Linked DNA regions of Homo sapiens: region 1 is linked to region 2. Evidence: chromatin loops called from intact Hi-C (ENCODE). Cell type or tissue: mammary epithelial cell. All regions are shown on one strand. Links, peaks and the distances in the headings refer to the core of each region. The heading gives the core; the rest is flanking DNA.

Evidence for each region. Hi-C counts contacts between places; a loop is a spot of excess contacts. Peaks named below come from ENCODE experiments on the same cell type or tissue, not always from the same donor. Only the 100,000 strongest peaks of a DNase experiment are listed, where the experiment ranks them.
Region 1: a loop joins it to region 2, with 2.3 times the contacts of the local background. A loop is called at or near these places in 3 of 110 quality-filtered maps.

Annotation. Positions count from the first base shown.
Region 1 is chr7:83,406,079-83,414,534 of GRCh38, reverse strand. SEMA3E (semaphorin 3E) reads left to right here. Exons shown (of 17, transcript NM_012431.3): 6 at 6,048-6,167; 7 at 7,296-7,438. Among named protein-coding and RNA genes, the nearest start is that of SEMA3E, 240 kb to the left of the region's middle. In mammary epithelial cell, for the core only: a CTCF peak has its summit at 3,352 (motif pointing left); no DNase peak of the experiment used is centred there; H3K27me3 peaks cover 155 bases.
Region 2 is chr7:83,463,950-83,472,405 of GRCh38, reverse strand. SEMA3E (semaphorin 3E) reads left to right here. Exons shown (of 17, transcript NM_012431.3): 3 at 3,104-3,163; 4 at 5,805-5,924. LOC105375378 (a long non-coding RNA gene) reads left to right here. Exons shown (of 3, transcript XR_927716.3): 3 at 376-673. Among named protein-coding and RNA genes, the nearest start is that of SEMA3E, 180 kb to the left of the region's middle. RefSeq lists enhancers at 3,617-3,876, 6,842-7,784. In mammary epithelial cell, for the core only: a CTCF peak has its summit at 3,792; DNase peaks (open chromatin) are centred at 3,165 and 3,935; H3K27ac peaks cover 604 bases.

The sequences.
Region 1 (8,456 bases), core at 278-8,277, 58 kb after region 2:
TTTACAGCCACTGAAATCCTCTTCCTGACTGAGCTTTTATCCATAATAATAATACCTTTGTGAATATATATCCTTATTATGAATTTTGTAAATTAAAAGTCAATGTCAATTGAATGAATGGGAGTTAGAATGCATGCAGAGAAAATTTAAGTTATTGTTTCAAGTTGTTAATAATATTAAAACATTTTAAATAAATAATTGTTTATTTTTAATTAACTATATTTGCATTCAGGGAATAAACTGGCACAAAGTAAGGTCATTTATTAGAAAAATAAATGAAAAAATTATAAATGAAGTTAGAATATTTGTCTTTATAATGGTAAGTTCTACAAACATAATAAGCAAATGTGTTGCCTCGTGTTTTGAATTCACCTCAACTATATAGAAACATAGACTTCAGGTTATTCCCTTACCACTTTCCTGTCCCTAAAGAATATCTATAATTTCTTATCCAATGCTGCTGCTCGCTCTCTCTCTCACTTGGCAGAATGCCCATTATCCACATGCTTATTGTAGCTTCTGGCCATGACTGCTAGTCTCTGAGGAGCTATTTGAATACTTTACTTATGGTTCCGTCACAACGAAAAGAGGTAAAGGACTAAGAAAAAAGCCCCACTCTTCAATTCCCCACTTATATTCTCTCCTTTGAGAATCTGTTTTAACCCTCATGGTATCAATATCATTGGTTTGCCACCAAGAAAACTCAAGAGTACAGCCATGGGTGCTGGCACACACAAATAAACAGATTCAAAAGATATTTTTATTGTTCCTTCATGCCTCAAAACCACCTTCTTAACATTGAGAGCTAGTGCTAATCATCTTCCCAAACCAAAATAAACCGAAAGCCCAAACAACAGCTAAATGCCTAATAAAATCACACATTCAGAATCTCACATTCTTCCTGGTTTCTTTCAGCATCCTAAGCAGAATGTGAGTGTGAACCGGGATGTTGAAATATGTGAGTCATTTTCATCCATCCTCATCCTCCCAAGTGCATTTTGTTTCTCTTTGTAGCTATGCATGTCATAGTGATTCTGCAAAACAGTCCATCCACAATAGAATAATGTTCTAACAAAATTATAAAATTCAGTTATAAAGTGAGGCAGCTAAATCAGTCTTTAGCCATATGCTGTTCCATGAGGCAAATATGTTTCACATTATTTAGATTTGCATAACATACATTTATAACATAAACAGAAGCAATGCTTGAGTAAAACTTAACAAGATAAGAAGGTCATGAAACACTACTGTGAATTTTTCTTGTTATACAATTAAAATCCAACATGGTAAATAAAAACTCAGATAATATATAGTCCATGAACAAAACTCTTGATACGTTCCATAAAATATTAAGGCAATGCAATGGATTTAATTAAAACTTCAACTAGAGTTCACATTGTAAAAAAAAGGAGTTATATAGAAAAGTATTTTAGTTACACATTTTAGAATTAATATAAAGAATGTGTTTTTATCTATTTCAAAGAGTCAAATGATTGTCTTATTTTCTTTCACATAAGCAATTTAGTGTTGACACACTCTTTTAATCACAATATAATGTCCTTTGGGCTGAAATTCTTGGGGATCAATTTTTGAAAAAAATAGAGTTCCTGTTTTAATCTATTAAAATTAATAACGTAAGGCCCTCAAGGAACAAAAATTCAAATTTGTTATCCACGTAAATTCCCAATAGCCTTTTCTTTCGTTTGATATTTTCTCTCTGAAACAGTTTTTAAAAGTTAAGATCTTATCCTGTGTGTTTTTTTTTTTTTTTTTATCTTTTTTTAGGCAGGGTCTGGCTCGGCTGGAGTGCAGTAGCACAATCATAGTTCACTGCAGCCTCTACCTGCCTGGCTCAAGAGATTCTCCCACCTCAGCCTCCTGAGTAGCTGGGACCACAGGTGTAGGCCCCCATGCCCAGCTACTTTATTATTTATCATTATTATTATTATTTGTAGAGATGGGGGTCTCTTTATGTTGCCCAGGCTGATCTTGAACATCTGAACTCAAGCGATCCTCCGGCCTGGGCTGCACAAAGTGCTGGGATTACAGGCGAGAATCACTGCACCTGGCCCTGATTGTTGACACTTCACAGCCTTTCATAACCTTTTTTAAACCCTGAAAGGAACTTCTGATATATTTAATTATGAACTCATTAAGCCATTCTTTGATTCAACAGATATTTATTGAGCATTTTTTGTATTTCAGACATTAATGAGGCATCATTTCAAACACACAAGGAGTCAATAAAAATATAGTTGGATGAGCAGTAGGATAGAAATAGGTACCAGAGCTACAGTGGCACTAGGAACCACTACACTAAAAAAGTTTGGCCAGACAAGGTGTCATGGAAAAAGCGGACAATAACCAGGCAAAAGGAAGGTGAAGTGAGAAGAGAGGTGTGGAATTCTAGGCCAAAGAGCAGAGAGAACATAAAAGCTTGGCAGTTTCCGAGAATTACATGGCAGTCTCTTTGATTCTGCAGATAACTGAGACCTTGAGATTTTGAGCAGTTTGTGGTGGTCAAACAGCAGATTTTGAGCTAGAGACTTGGCTTGCCAGATTTCCACTGCAGAACTATTTCTACTATTCTTTCTTCTCTATATAAAGACTATTGTTGAGTGTGAGAAGTTGTTAAACTCGCCCATCTCCATAGACATAGAAAACTAAATCCTTAGATAGTTCTTCTGTTATAACTGAAGCCCTAAAAGGTATTTTAATCTTTTTATAAAATGTTTTCCTATTTTAATCCATGAAAATATGATTTATCTAGATGTTATTTTTGCATTCTGTAAAAGATCAATGTATTGATTCACAACTTTTCTGATACCAAATAGTTATAATAAATTTAATTAGAGACTATGTATTTCCTACAAATTGTATTAAAAATTTTAATAATGCCCAGTATTTTTGCTTACTTAATTACTATTAGGTATTATTTTACCTAAGGTTTTATTAATATTATTATTTATTTTTCACTAATGTGTTGTCTTTCTTTTCTAATTTTCTTAGGAAAGTATTTTGCTAAACATAATTATTATCAATTACTATGAATTTTTTTAAATTTGCATTGATATGAAGATATGAAAGGAATATCTCTCCCTTCTGAGGAAAACCTAACATTTCCAACAGAAACACATTTGTTTCTATTTACGTTGCTTACAGTTTTTAGCACCTATATAGTGTCTTTGAAATTCAAGTCATACAGTTCATATTGTGTTATGGGAATTGCTCACAATTTTCTCTGTCCTGAGTGCAAAATGGGAAACTGGGTAACATTGAGAATACATTATTTTTTCTCTTGTGCAGAGAATTGTCTCTGAATATGGTATTATCTAGCATCATAGGGCTGCCACCTAGTGGCTCCAAGGAATACTTGTTTGTTAATTTTATAGCATTGGTTAAAACGATAATTTTGAAACAATGTTCCAAATTAGGATAAATCCATTAAAATCGAAGTGTACTAATATAAATATTATTTTCCCATAAAAATATTTTCAATTATCAAAGTCTAAAATACTTTAAGATATAAAATCAAATATTAAAAATGTAAAGAATAGAAAACTCATGATTTTAAAGAAATCTAATCTTCATTCCCATTATACATTAAAGATTCAGACCAGCCCACAGTAGCGAAATAAATTATATTTTCAACCATTTAACAAGCTGGTCTTTATATTTGGTGTGGTAAACATAACTCAACTATAATAATTAAAAACAAAAATATTTCAGAGAAATCCTCACTCATGTGTTAATAGTCAATTTTTTTAAGTGTCAACTTGGTTGTTTATGCCATAGAGTTGATGATTCCAAAGTCCTTTTAATGACTCTCTTTTATCCATGTTCAAATAATGCAGACTGAATTCCAGGTAACAGGTCATATTCCTAACCACTGAATGCATTTATGCATTTGGTCTCAAAATACTACTTCTTCAAACATAGACATAAAATTTCTGGGAAAGACAGCACTAATTAAATGACTTTGATAAAAAATTATGTTAATCTTTTCCCTTTCTATTATCAAATAACATGATATGCTTAAGAGTTCTAACATAACTTTTCTCTACCAAATTATATATTGTTAAGTCCAGATTTAAATAGTCATTTAGTTTTTGTTATTTTCCTTACATCATACCTCTCACTTAGCGTAAGTTGAATATACTAGAAGAACTCAACAAATATATCTTTTTAAAAACTCTGTGATCTTGAAAATTTTCAAATACAAAGAAATTTGAAGTAAAACTAAAATTAACACCTGTATACCATTTACCTTGATTCACCAATTGTTAACACTCTGACACATTTACTTTTTCCTCTCTCATTTAGAATATATAATTTTAAAATGAATTCTTTTTTGGAAACCATAGATTGTATTTATTTGTATCTCATAGAGTGTTTTAGGCATCCATAGAGGATTTTGTGAACAGAGAAAAACTAATTAGAATTATTTATCTTTTTAAAATGAAAAAGACTATTATAGTAGTACTTCTAAAGCTTATTTTTTTAATCTTTGAGTTTAATTTATATCATATTATTCTAAATTTGGTATAACAAAAGCAATCATCTTTACCTTTAAAATATTAATAGTTAATGCAAGTTGAAAATAAACTTCCTTTTAATTTGTCTTATATATAATTTAATTGATCATTTTCTCAAATGTTAAATCATACAAAAATGCTTACACTTCTGAAGTTTTCCAAAGCTTTAAAGACCTTACCTTGGGAAAAAAGTCCTTCATAAATAATTAAACAATTTTTAAAGTTCTAATAAATAAAATTTATAAATAAAGTATTCAATATCTTTTAAATTCTGTTTATATATTTGGTCAAATTCTTATACCTGCAACTTTAATAATCCTAATTATAAAATTAATTACATAATTAGATATATTAAGTTGGAAATACAATTAATTTTGAAATCTCTTAACCTTTAAAGCATTTTAAATATGTGTATGCATACACATTGCAAACTTAACAAAAAAGCATTAGTACTATGTAATATAATAATCATATCTGTTTTAGAACTAGACCAATGTTATATGCCACTCATTAAGAAAACAATTTTACCACTTTGCTTTGAGGTTGCTGTTTCCAGCAATCTGCTGTTATCATTTGTTTCTTGGCCAGAGATTTTTGCTCCAGACAGGACAACTGAGCCGGGTATGGCCAGGACATCCTTCTGGTAAAACTGATGGGCACACTGATTACCTCTTGTGAGTTTTGGGAAAGGATTCTAAGTCCCTATGCTTCAGAGCTATTGATCTTCCTGGAGTTCAAGTTATACTCTCCCTTAAGTTATTTTAATGTCTTTTTTCTTACTCAAAAGACACATGGTTATTTCCTGAGACCCTGAATACATTATGTAATTTCTCAGTCTGATTTTAAGACTGTGACTGCCACCACATGTTGCAACTAACTTCCTTCAATCATTTTGTTGACTGTCTGATTAAATTTTGAGCGCTTTTTATATCCTTCCTATCTGACTGAGCCACAAATTTACAAATTGAATGACAACTGATTGGATTATATCATCTTTGTTAGACTTTGTTGTTCCCACACTAAAATCATATTCATGATAGCAGTATCTTGTTACAAGAAGGATTTGAATTAGCTGACTGACATATAAAACCTGTAATCATCACAATAACAATCATAATGATAAAGCCCTGATGATAGGGAGGTTAAAAGAAGTCTAGGAAAATAAATGAAGCCAAGGTATTTACCAAAAACTCATATAGGTCTTACTATTTACCAGCTGATCTTCCAAGTGCTTTGCTCTTAACTATCTTACTGAATGCAATTACTTTTCTAATTTCTAAATGAGGAAACTGAGGCACAGGGAACTTAGCAACTTGCCCAAGTTCACACCTAGTAAGTGACAGACTCTGGACTCAAACCCTGGGAGTCTTACTATACCATCCATGCTCCTAACAGCAATAGTATTAATGTCATAAAGTACATATTATAGATACACATATTAAATTTGGATGTGTTTAATTTGTTAACATATTAACAAATACTGACTTCTTTTTTACTGATGCTCCCGTGTAGGTAGTGAATTGTTTGCTGGACTCTACAGTGACTACTGGAGCAGAGACGCTGCGATCTTCCGCAGCATGGGGCGACTGGCCCATATCCGCACTGAGCATGACGATGAGCGTCTGTTGAAAGGTAAGGATGAGGAAAAGAGTATGTGAATTAGGATTGAAATCAACTCTAAAACTTACGGAAAATGTTGCCATTTTGATAATAATAAGAATATAAATACAATTCCTTTACAAATTTCAGAATGTTTTACTAGCAACATTCTTGAATTAAAATATTGTATATAATATATGTACATCATTTTCTATCAAAATTGATTGGCTTAATTATAAAATCAGTATACCTTCCGAGCAATGCTTAGAAATCAGTATTTGAATAAGGAAAACAAAACAAATGTATGAAAAGTGAAAAGTCCATCATCCAATAAGCTGTTTTGTCTACTTTTATCAATTGATATAATCTTTGATGAATTGATTGCCCTGCTTTGCTTGTTTTAATAGGATTGCATTAGACTTTAGAGACAAAACTCTAGGAAAGTCACTAGACATTCATTGATACAGAGTTCTTTGTAAGAAGTAAGTTTTATATTTTGGCACACTGGTATATGGAGGTGCTAGAATATTGTTTTATGGTGAGCATTTTAATTACTTTCCACATTTTTATTAAGCTTTAAAATGCATAGTCATTGATGATACCATTCATATATTTTACATACCATATCAAAGAACATTTATTCAAATCTCTTGGACTACAATCCCAAAAACGTAAAATAAATTTTCTACTTTGAAACTAAAATGATCTATGCGCTATACTGGTAGATCATTTATGAATTAAAAATAAATTATGATAGATTTATTTACTTTAATATGTTACTTATACTTACATTTAGTTTTTACCTACAATGGGAGGAAATTTGTAGAGATTTGTCTTCATTGTGCTCCCAATCTGCTCTTTCCTGAATGCATTTTAAGTTCGCATTGCATGTTGTTTGAAATTCTTCTTCTCTCCTGGATTCTTTTATTTTCCAATTAAATATTCTTGTAATATTTCTAAAAGGGCTGTTAATATGCAAATAAAGTGGAGATATCAACATAGTTTTTAATGTTTGGTAAAAAAATTCAAGAAAAATATTTCTTTATGAAATGGTGAAAGTTAAACTTAAGGATTCAGATGATATACAATTTATTGGAATAACTTGTTAGCATTTAGTTGTAATATCTATTTCACTTTTTCTCCTATTTTTTGCTCCTATAGAACCAAAATTTGTAGGTTCATACATGATTCCTGACAATGAAGACAGAGATGACAACAAAGTATATTTCTTTTTTACTGAGAAGGCACTGGAGGCAGAAAACAATGCTCACGCAATTTACACCAGGGTCGGGCGACTCTGTGTGGTGAGGCTTTCTCTCTCATTATGCTTGCTTATCTCACAATTTATGGTCAGGCCTTTATTAAGTTTATAGTAAGTTTCTACTTTTAAATATTTTCTAGTATTCTTTAGACTGCCTACAATTGATATTTACTATACCAACCTCTACATTTCATATCTAGTGAAAGGTGTATCTTAAAAGGACCTTGTATTTTGCATGATTTTCCCCATTTTTGAAGCTATACCAAGAAGAAATCGTCTATGATTAGACTGTCCTTCTTCCCATGCAGAAATTTGAACTTTATTTTTCTTAATGAATTTGATCAAAACCTTTTTTATTCCTTTAGTACACAGTACAAATAATATACATAGCTATGTTTGAACAATTCGGTTGGTTAAAATTATTTTTAAAAAAGCCATCTGTAACTTACTGAATATTTAGAGAGGTTGTTTGGGAACATTTAAAACCAATAGGAGTAGCAACATATATTGAGAGAATCAAATAAAATTACAAATGTAAAGTTACCTTGCCATTTAAGAAGATGTTCGAAAATAAATTTACATATAAATATGTGTGCATATATATATTGTGTGTGTGGTGTATGTATATATTTATATACATATATAGTATGGGTGTTGTGTGTGTATTTCAAACTTTCTTGAAAAGCTTTCTTCCTTTGTTAAAGGAAGAAAAGAAATGGGTGTTTCTATATTCCTGAGAGAGGCAAATTATTTATGAACAAAGTAATAATCATGATTACTGTATCTCTCCACTATTCTATTTAGGAGAGTTTGCAGTATTAATATTGTTTAATATCTGCAAAATATATTTACTGTATCAGGGTGAAAGTGCACTGACAAGGCCGAATGAAGAAACCTAAAAAAAAATAAAAATCCAAATTATGGGGAGTTGCACCTATGACATTACTTGAGAATTATGCCAAATTTTCCTAGTTAAATAAAAAAGTCATAACTCTTGGCAACTGCATGTTTAATAATATGAAATCTGTGGTTGGTCGAAATTCTTTAGGTAACTATTTACC
Region 2 (8,456 bases), core at 154-8,153:
CTTTGTTTCCACCCATATATTTATTGCAGTGTGGGTTTCCACAGATAAATATGAATTTTTAAAAGAAACTCCCAAAATAATAGCATCTCTTTGATAAAGTTGTGGTAAGGATTAAATTAGATATTGTATTTAAAGCACCTGACACCAAAATTGGAAAAGTTGATCATGCTAAGTGAGGGTATGGGGGCATGGATTGCTGGTATAGACATGTAGCCATTTCGGAGAGCAGTAATTCTTCTGTTGTGTATATATACCAACGATTTTCTTACACAGATCCAAAAAGGGCATGTACAAAAAGGTAACAATTTGTTTGATGTGATAGAGACTTGGAAGCAATCTGGGTATCCATCGCTGGGAGAGTTGATAAGAAAATAGGAAGACGACAATGAAGATACTGACAGTAGTGATGCAGAAAATGAAATTAATAAACATGATGTCGTGGTCCAGTTGCAGCCTAATGGTGAATGGGATTACAACATAGCAAATACTGTTTGACTTTCAGAAGATGATTGGTTTATTTCACTTTAAAATATTTAGGTATATACTGTAATTTGATTTTTTGCTCCCTTCAAAGATTTCTGTAGAAATACCTTATTTTTTAGTATTCTACAGTTTAATCAAATTACTGAAATGGGATTTTTGATCTGGTATTTATCTGCAAGAGTATACTTCATTCACTAATAATAGACTGGTGCTGTAACTCAAACATCAATTCAGCTCTTCTTTTGGAATGAAAGTATAGCCAAAACAAACAAACAAAAAAATCCTCAGTATAGCTTGCAATTAAGACTTAGATCACAGTATTTAAGTGTTTTGAGTTTTGTACATGAGGTCAGTGCTACAGCCACCTAGCATGAACTAACCCAGCTTCCACCTCCATAAAGTTACCTAGAGTTGTTGAGTTGGAATATGTTCTGGCATTTACCCGACCTGCCAATCATTAGGGAGAGGCAACAAGGTAATTCAGCCTTTCCTCCTATCAGCACGAAGAAACTCAAAGCTGTTTTTTCCCTTTCTGTTCCAAAGCAGTCTTATCCTGACAGGAGCGGTCTATACTAGTGCAGATTTCAACACTTTTTTTTTAATGTTTTAATTACTATAGTGTTATGTAGAGATTTGATTGAGCAGCTAATGTTTCTGAACTTTACTTACTAATTTTCAGTGTCCTTAAGGGTTCTGTAGTGTTGTTATCAAAGCAAAAAGAAAATGCTGCATAAAAATACCAAACTTCAGCAACTGTTAATACTCAGATCATATACCTCTTAACAAATAGCATCTTATGCTAATTAGCCCTGCTAAACTATGTACAGAGAAAACTGTTCAAGTATTGGATTTGAAAGTAAGTGACTTATGTTTAACAGAACTAATGATGTATTGAAACACTGTATTATGAAAAGCTAAATTATACATCATTGTAACTATGTAGAAAATGTAGACTAATGTATAATCAAAATGCTAAGGATTTTTATATGGCCTTGTATGAGGGGAGTTTGAATGTTAATAAACATGTTTTCCACTTTAAGATCCAAAAAAAAAAAAAAAAGAAAATGTGGGGGAACCACACCTTAACATTACAAAACACTCAGAAACAGCAGACTATATGTGTGCATAGGACTATTGAGGGAACTCAAAAACCCAGTTCTTAGTGAAAAAGATAAGAAAGAGATGAGATTTAACTTCAATACTATTTACATAAATTAGAAATATATGCACAAAAAGCAATAGTATACACTTTCTAAGAATACATACAAAGAAGGCACCTGGTAACAGGATACAATAGTTGCCTCCTGGGGGATGGAAATAAAACATGGAATGGGAAGAAGGAAATAAATAATTAACTAAAATAAAAGAGGGACCTTTTAAGAGTGTTGATGAAAATGAATTATGAATTGAGTAATATAACAAACTCAAACCTCTGCACGTAAGTTGATAAAGCAAAAGAAGGAAAAAATAAAATAAAGTTCAAAACACAATGCCTGGCACATAGTACAATCAATTCTATAGATTAAGCAAAAAGGGGACCAAAAGGAGTCTGAGAAAAGAAAAGGAAAGAAAGTGATAAAGTAAAAAATTTCTTCCAAAAATAAATTAAGTTTTGCAATTAGAAATTTGTGGAACCAGTTAACAAGTATAACTGATTTCTGCTTGTGGTCTCAGGAAAGTGCTAGATACTATTAGAGGTGAAAAAGAAAAATTCGATATATTCTTCTTATCAGAGAATAAACCAACAAACTTAAAATATAAGTTTTAAGGAATGTATAAAGGAAGAAACCAACAATCTTAAAATACAATTAAAACTTTTGGATACCCAGTTGGAAACTGGTAGAGTTAAACAATGTTTTTTAAAAAATAATCACTTTGGGAGGCCGAGGCAGGCAGATCACGAGGCCAGGAGATCGAGACCATCCTGGCTAACACTGTGAAACCCTGTCTCTACTAAAAATACAAAAAAATTAGCTGGGTGGGCCATAGTCCCAGCTACTCGGGAGGCTGGGGCAGGAGAATTGCTTGAACCCAGGAGGCGGAGGCTGCAATGAGCCGAGATCACACCGCTGCACTCCAGCCTGGGTGACAGAGCCAGAATCCACCTCAAAAAAATAAAAGATAATAAATAAATAAATAATCAAAGAGACAGTATGGTGTATTACTGGATGATACATTATAAGTCAGCATTTAAAGAGTCATTCATCCTTTAATCATTGTATGCAGCAAACATTAGGAGAGCCCACCACACAGCAGGTTCTGTGTTAAGTAGTAAAAACACAAGAAACTGCAGGAGGTGCCTGAGTTGGAGCACCACTCAGGTTTAACATGGGAAAGGGCTAGTTAAGGCATGGCTGTCCTCTGAAGGGCCAAGACTTGAAGTGAGCTTTCAAAAATATTCAAGAAAAAAAAGGATTTATCATAAAGTAAAAGCCCAGCGATACGTTTCTTAATTATGCAAATAATTCTGTGAATAACACAAAGACCCACTGTATCTTATCAGAAAACAGAAAAAAAAAAAAAAGGAAATGTTTTGAACTGTAGAAGAAAGTGAAATGGTTTTCAGTGTGGTTTATTTTTATATGCAGTTGTCATAATAGTACATTATCTTTTATTTTAGATACACTGGCCGAGTACAGCTCTAAAAATGGAAGAATGCATAATGAAGGGAAAAGATGCGGTAAGTATGATTCATTGTAAATTAAACAAATCATCAATTATATCCCTAGTTAACCACAAAGAACTGAATCACTGAAATTTTTATTTGCTCTTATAAAAGTATGTATGCAATTTGGTTCATGAAGAAAAAATATATAGGCATATAAAACATAATTATGTAAAATTAATTTCAATGTAGAGTTGAAGCAGAGATGCCATTGAGATCTTGGTTTTTATTTTGTTTTCTAATATCTTAATCAACTTGGGTTTATACATTCCTTATACTAATGCTTATTTCTCATGTATTTGGCAGAAAAATAATTGCAGGTAATTTTTTTTTTCTAGGAACAGTTAAGCACATTCTTTGTGAGATTTCACTTTACATTGTTTAGTAAATTAGAAATGAATGAAGAAACAAAAAGTTTGAGAGAGGCAATAAACACATTTTACCTATTCCTAAATATTTTTAGGGTCTCTTCTACTTTAAGAAGCATTATTCTCTCTTTCTGTAGTTTCCCTGCTGGGTGTGAGTGGCAGAATGCTGTGTATCAGCACCCAGACACAGTCCCTAACACACTAAGACATCAGTGATAGAACTTTCACATGCGAGCAGTGGCTAGCTGATTTTGTGACACAAATGCACCCTGGAGGAAGTCCTAGACATCTGCCTGTGAAAGTGAACTTAACCTTTTTTTCAGTTAAAAAAAAAAAAACTATATAAATGACTAACACACATTATACCAACTCCTCATTCTCTGTAGCAGCTGGGTCACAGCCAAGGAGTGAGTCAGCACATTCCTGTTGCCTTAGCCCACAGCATGATGCTGACTAATTGAACATATTCTTAGGCCATGTCAATCTAGCTCAGCTGAGCCAAAATGTGGTCTAATAGGTTCCCTCTCAGATGTGACGGTGTGTCAAGAGAGGAAGTGCAGGTGCTTATGGAAATAAACAACACATATTTTCACCATGCCTGAATGAAAAGATTCTACCAAATATATGGGTCACCCAAAGAATAAAATATCATGTGAATGCAAACTTGAAGAAATAAGTGTACCTGTGTGCTCTGGATAATCAATTCGATAGTGCACTCCTCATTCTAGCCAAGTGATTCCACTGGCCTTTTCCTCCTAATACTGTTATAGGATAGACTTTAAAGTGCTGAAATCACAACAGGTCCTTATAAAACGTGACAGTAACTGATGATTGCATGTATTGATTTCAAGTAATACTGGGCACTAAAAGAGTTTAGTATTTATTTCATAATTTATTTTTAATGGAATGGCAACACCTAATTTGTCAAAAGAATGCTTGCTAAAATTAATTTAGCCAAGTTGATTTTGAAAGCTATTGTAAACTATTTTTTTAAATTCAGTATACTGATCATAAAATTCATTTACTGATGAATATATTAAAACTTTGTTAAGCATGTTATGTATTAGGTGCTGTGCTCAATTAACTGGGAAATGCCGAGATGCGTAAAATAGATTCTGCCCTCAAGAAGCTTAGAGTTGAATACCAGTGTTGACAAACTAGAGCTTCTAGGCCGAAGGTGGCTTTTTGCCTATTTTTGTAAATAAAGTTTTATTTGAACACAGCCCCACACATTTAGTTTTGTATTGTTTATGGCTCCTTTCATGCTATAGCTGCAAAGGTGAATAGTTGCAACAGAGACCAGATAGCTCATCAAACTAAATACATTTACATTCTCGTCCTTTACAGAAAAAGTTTGCTGATCCCCAGTCTACTACTATTTCTTACAGCAATATAGTAATCTTATCATAGTCCTGCAACAAAATGTTATTTTTGTTGGTTAGTTTTCCATATTTACTTAACAATTCTCTCTGAAGGTGCTTTATGTGAATTTGTGAGTGTGAGAATATAAGACTTACTTTCCAAAACATTAAAATTCTGTTTGCCCTAAAGACTACATATTTTGAGAGGCTGAGGCAGGCAGATCGCTTGAGCCCAGGAGTTTGAGACTAGCCTGGGCAACATGGGGAAACCCCATTTCTGCAAAAGATACAAAAAGATTAGCTGGGCATGGTGGCACATGCCTGTAGTTGCAGCTACTCCAGAGGCTGAGGTGGGAGGATCACTTGAGCCTGGGAATGCGAGGCTGCAGTGAGCTGAAATTACACCACTGTGTTCCAGCCTGGGCAACAGAGTGAGACCCTGTCTTGGGAAAAAAAAAAAAAAAAAAAAAAGACTGCATATTTCCATATGAATAACTATGCTTTTTCAAATTTTTGGTTTTAATGACTTTATGCTGATTCATTGTTTATACTGTACTTAAAAAACTAACAGCATTGGGAATAACTTAATTACTTAGTGGAACATATTGTCATGAGAATTTTTACACTTGAAGAAATTTCTGAATAGTGCTTTTTTTATTCCTCAGTTGTAAACTAGAATACATGAAAAATGATGCAGTCTCATTATAAAATGTAATTTACACATCACTGCTAACCAAAATGTGTTTCAATCACCCCAGTTTCTTCTCCAAGTTCTTGTCCTCTTTTCTTCTACCCCTCTTGCCTCCTTCACCCAACAGAGATTTACGGTAAAACATGAGCTTTCTAGGGCTAGGAAAAACAAAAATCAAAAAGGACGAAACATGTTTATTATACTGATAGATTCCTTCCCTTTTTTTCCTGCTTTAGGGTGAATGTGCAAATTATGTTCGGGTTTTGCATCACTATAACAGGACACACCTTCTGACCTGTGGTACTGGAGCTTTTGATCCAGTTTGTGCCTTCATCAGAGTTGGATATCATTTGGAGGTAAGATGTTTCATTCATTGCTGTCAATAAAAACAATGCTTAAAACAACCTTGTTCTCAAAGAAAGACTACAGCATTTCTTCCCAAGAAAGATAAAAGCATTTGCGATGTACTGAATCAGTTTGCTTGAGACAGAGAAATTATCTTTCTGGGCCTTTAAAATTCTTGTCAAGTACAAAATCTGTGAACCAATTAATTTGCTATGCACTCAATTCACTTAATAATTTTATTTGCTTAATTTGCCCACTAAGAACATCTCTTAACATCAAACTGTGTTCTCTATTGTGTTATATTAATATTTTCATTAATTTAACCACCAAACTGGAATATGTATATAGGTGGGTGTGTATGTGTGTGTACATATATAATTTACATAAATAAAATATAATATTTTACAAGGGACATGCAAAGACTTTTTGATTCTGTAATTACTTTCTCATGGTCAGGTGAGGTAGGGAATGCAGGAGGAGGGAAGATTTCAAACTGAGTTAAGATAAATATTACTTGGTGCCAGTTATACATCTCTTCCGCTAAGACTTTGCCACTAGGTGATACTGCATAATAAAAGCAAATCCCAACTGAATCCTGCCACACATATAATATTTACTAGCAAGCAGGCTCAAAGATCAGTCATATAACCTATTCCTGTAAGCTGGGTGAATCGCAACTCTCGTTACTTTTAAGTATATTTTGAAGCACTCTATATCACAATTTTACCCTGAAGCATATGAAACAATATACTCATGTAGAATCTGTTATTTTTCATCTACATTGGAAGGCAGAGTCCTACATTAAGACAAGGCACAGATAAAATCGAGTTCTAGATATTCTGTTGTTAAGCAGCTAGACTCATGATTCTTATATTCCATTTATGAAAGTGCAGCAGTGGCCATAAAATATTAATATTTTAAGCCACCACATACAAAGAACACCATTTCACCACTAAAATATTATTTCTGATATTCCTTATATTAGTTAACCCTCAGGTGCAAATATAATTCGAAGTATTTGAAGTGCTTAATAGCTGCCCCTGGAGAGAGCCCGTGCTTTAACTACTTCAGCTGTTAACTATCTATATAGGGAGATTTTATCATTAGTTTCATGTGCATCCGTGTGAAGAGACCACCAAACAGGCTTTGTGTGAGCAACATGGCTGTTTATTTCACCTGGGTGCAGGCGGGCTGAGTCTGAAAAGAGAGTCAGCGAAGGGAGATAAGGGTGGGGCCGTTTTACAGGATTTGGGTAGGTAAAAGAAAATTACAGTCAAAGGGGGTTTGTTCTCTGGTGGGCAGGAGTGGGGGTCGCAAGGTGCTCAATGGAGGTGTTTTTTGAGCCAGGATGAGCCAGGAGAAGGACTTTCACAAGGTAATGTCATCACTTAAGGCAAAGACCAGCCATTTACACTTCTTTTGTGGCGGAATGTCATCAGTTAAGGTGGGGCAGGGCATATTCACTTCTTTTGATTCTTCAGTTACTTCAGGCCATCTGGGTGTATACGTGCAAGTCACGGGATGCGATGGCTTGGCTTGGGCTCAGAGGCCTGACATTCCTGCCTTCTTATATTAATAAGAAAAATAAAATAGTGTTGAAGTGTTGGGGCGGCGAAAATTTTTGGGGGGTGGTATGGAGAGAGAATGGGCGATGTTTCTCAGGGCTGCTTCAAGCAGGATTAGGGGCGGCGTGGGAACCTAGAGTGGGAGAGATTAAGCTGGAGGCAGGTCTTGTGGTAAGGGGTGATATTGTGGGGTTGTTAGAAGAAACATTTGTCGTATAGAATGATTGGTGATGGCCTGGATACGGTTTTGGATGAATTGAAAAACTAAATGGAATAACAGAAGGAGAAAAACAGGTATAAAAGGTCTAAGAATTGGGACTACTCAGGATATCTGATTAGAGAGTGCCTAAGGAGATTCAGCATAGTCCTGCCAGCAAAGATTATTTATTTACTTCAAGGGTTAAGAGTGGCAGTTTGGGGATAGCACCAGGAGATATCAGCTGTGATGGCTTGGAAAAACAGTGTAAACAAGAGCAGGGCATGTATGAGTAGTTGAGAACGGTGAATAGGAGTATGACTTGACAAGATAGTAGGGATGACAAGTTTTTGGGGGCACAGTCTAAGTTGGTCTGGTGTCTGGAATGAGACTGGGGCCTAATAAAAAGGAGCGTCTATACAGGAGCTTAAATGGGCTGTACCCTGTAGCATTCCGAGGACAGGCCTGAATTCTGAGAAGGGAAAGTGGTAAAAGTATTGTCCAGTCCTTTTTGGTGGCTGAACTTGGTGAGGTGTGTTTTTAAAAGACCTTTAGTCCATTCTACTTTTCTTGAAGACGGAGGACCGTAAGGGATATAAAGGTTTCACTGAATACTAAGAGCCTGAAAAACTGCTTGGCTGATTTGACTAATAAAGGCTCATCTGTTATCAGACTGTATTGAGGTGGGAAGGCTTAACTGAGGAATTATGTCTGACAGAATGGAAGAAATGACTGCCGTGGCCTTCTCAGACCCTGTAGAAAAGGCCTCTACCTATCCAGTG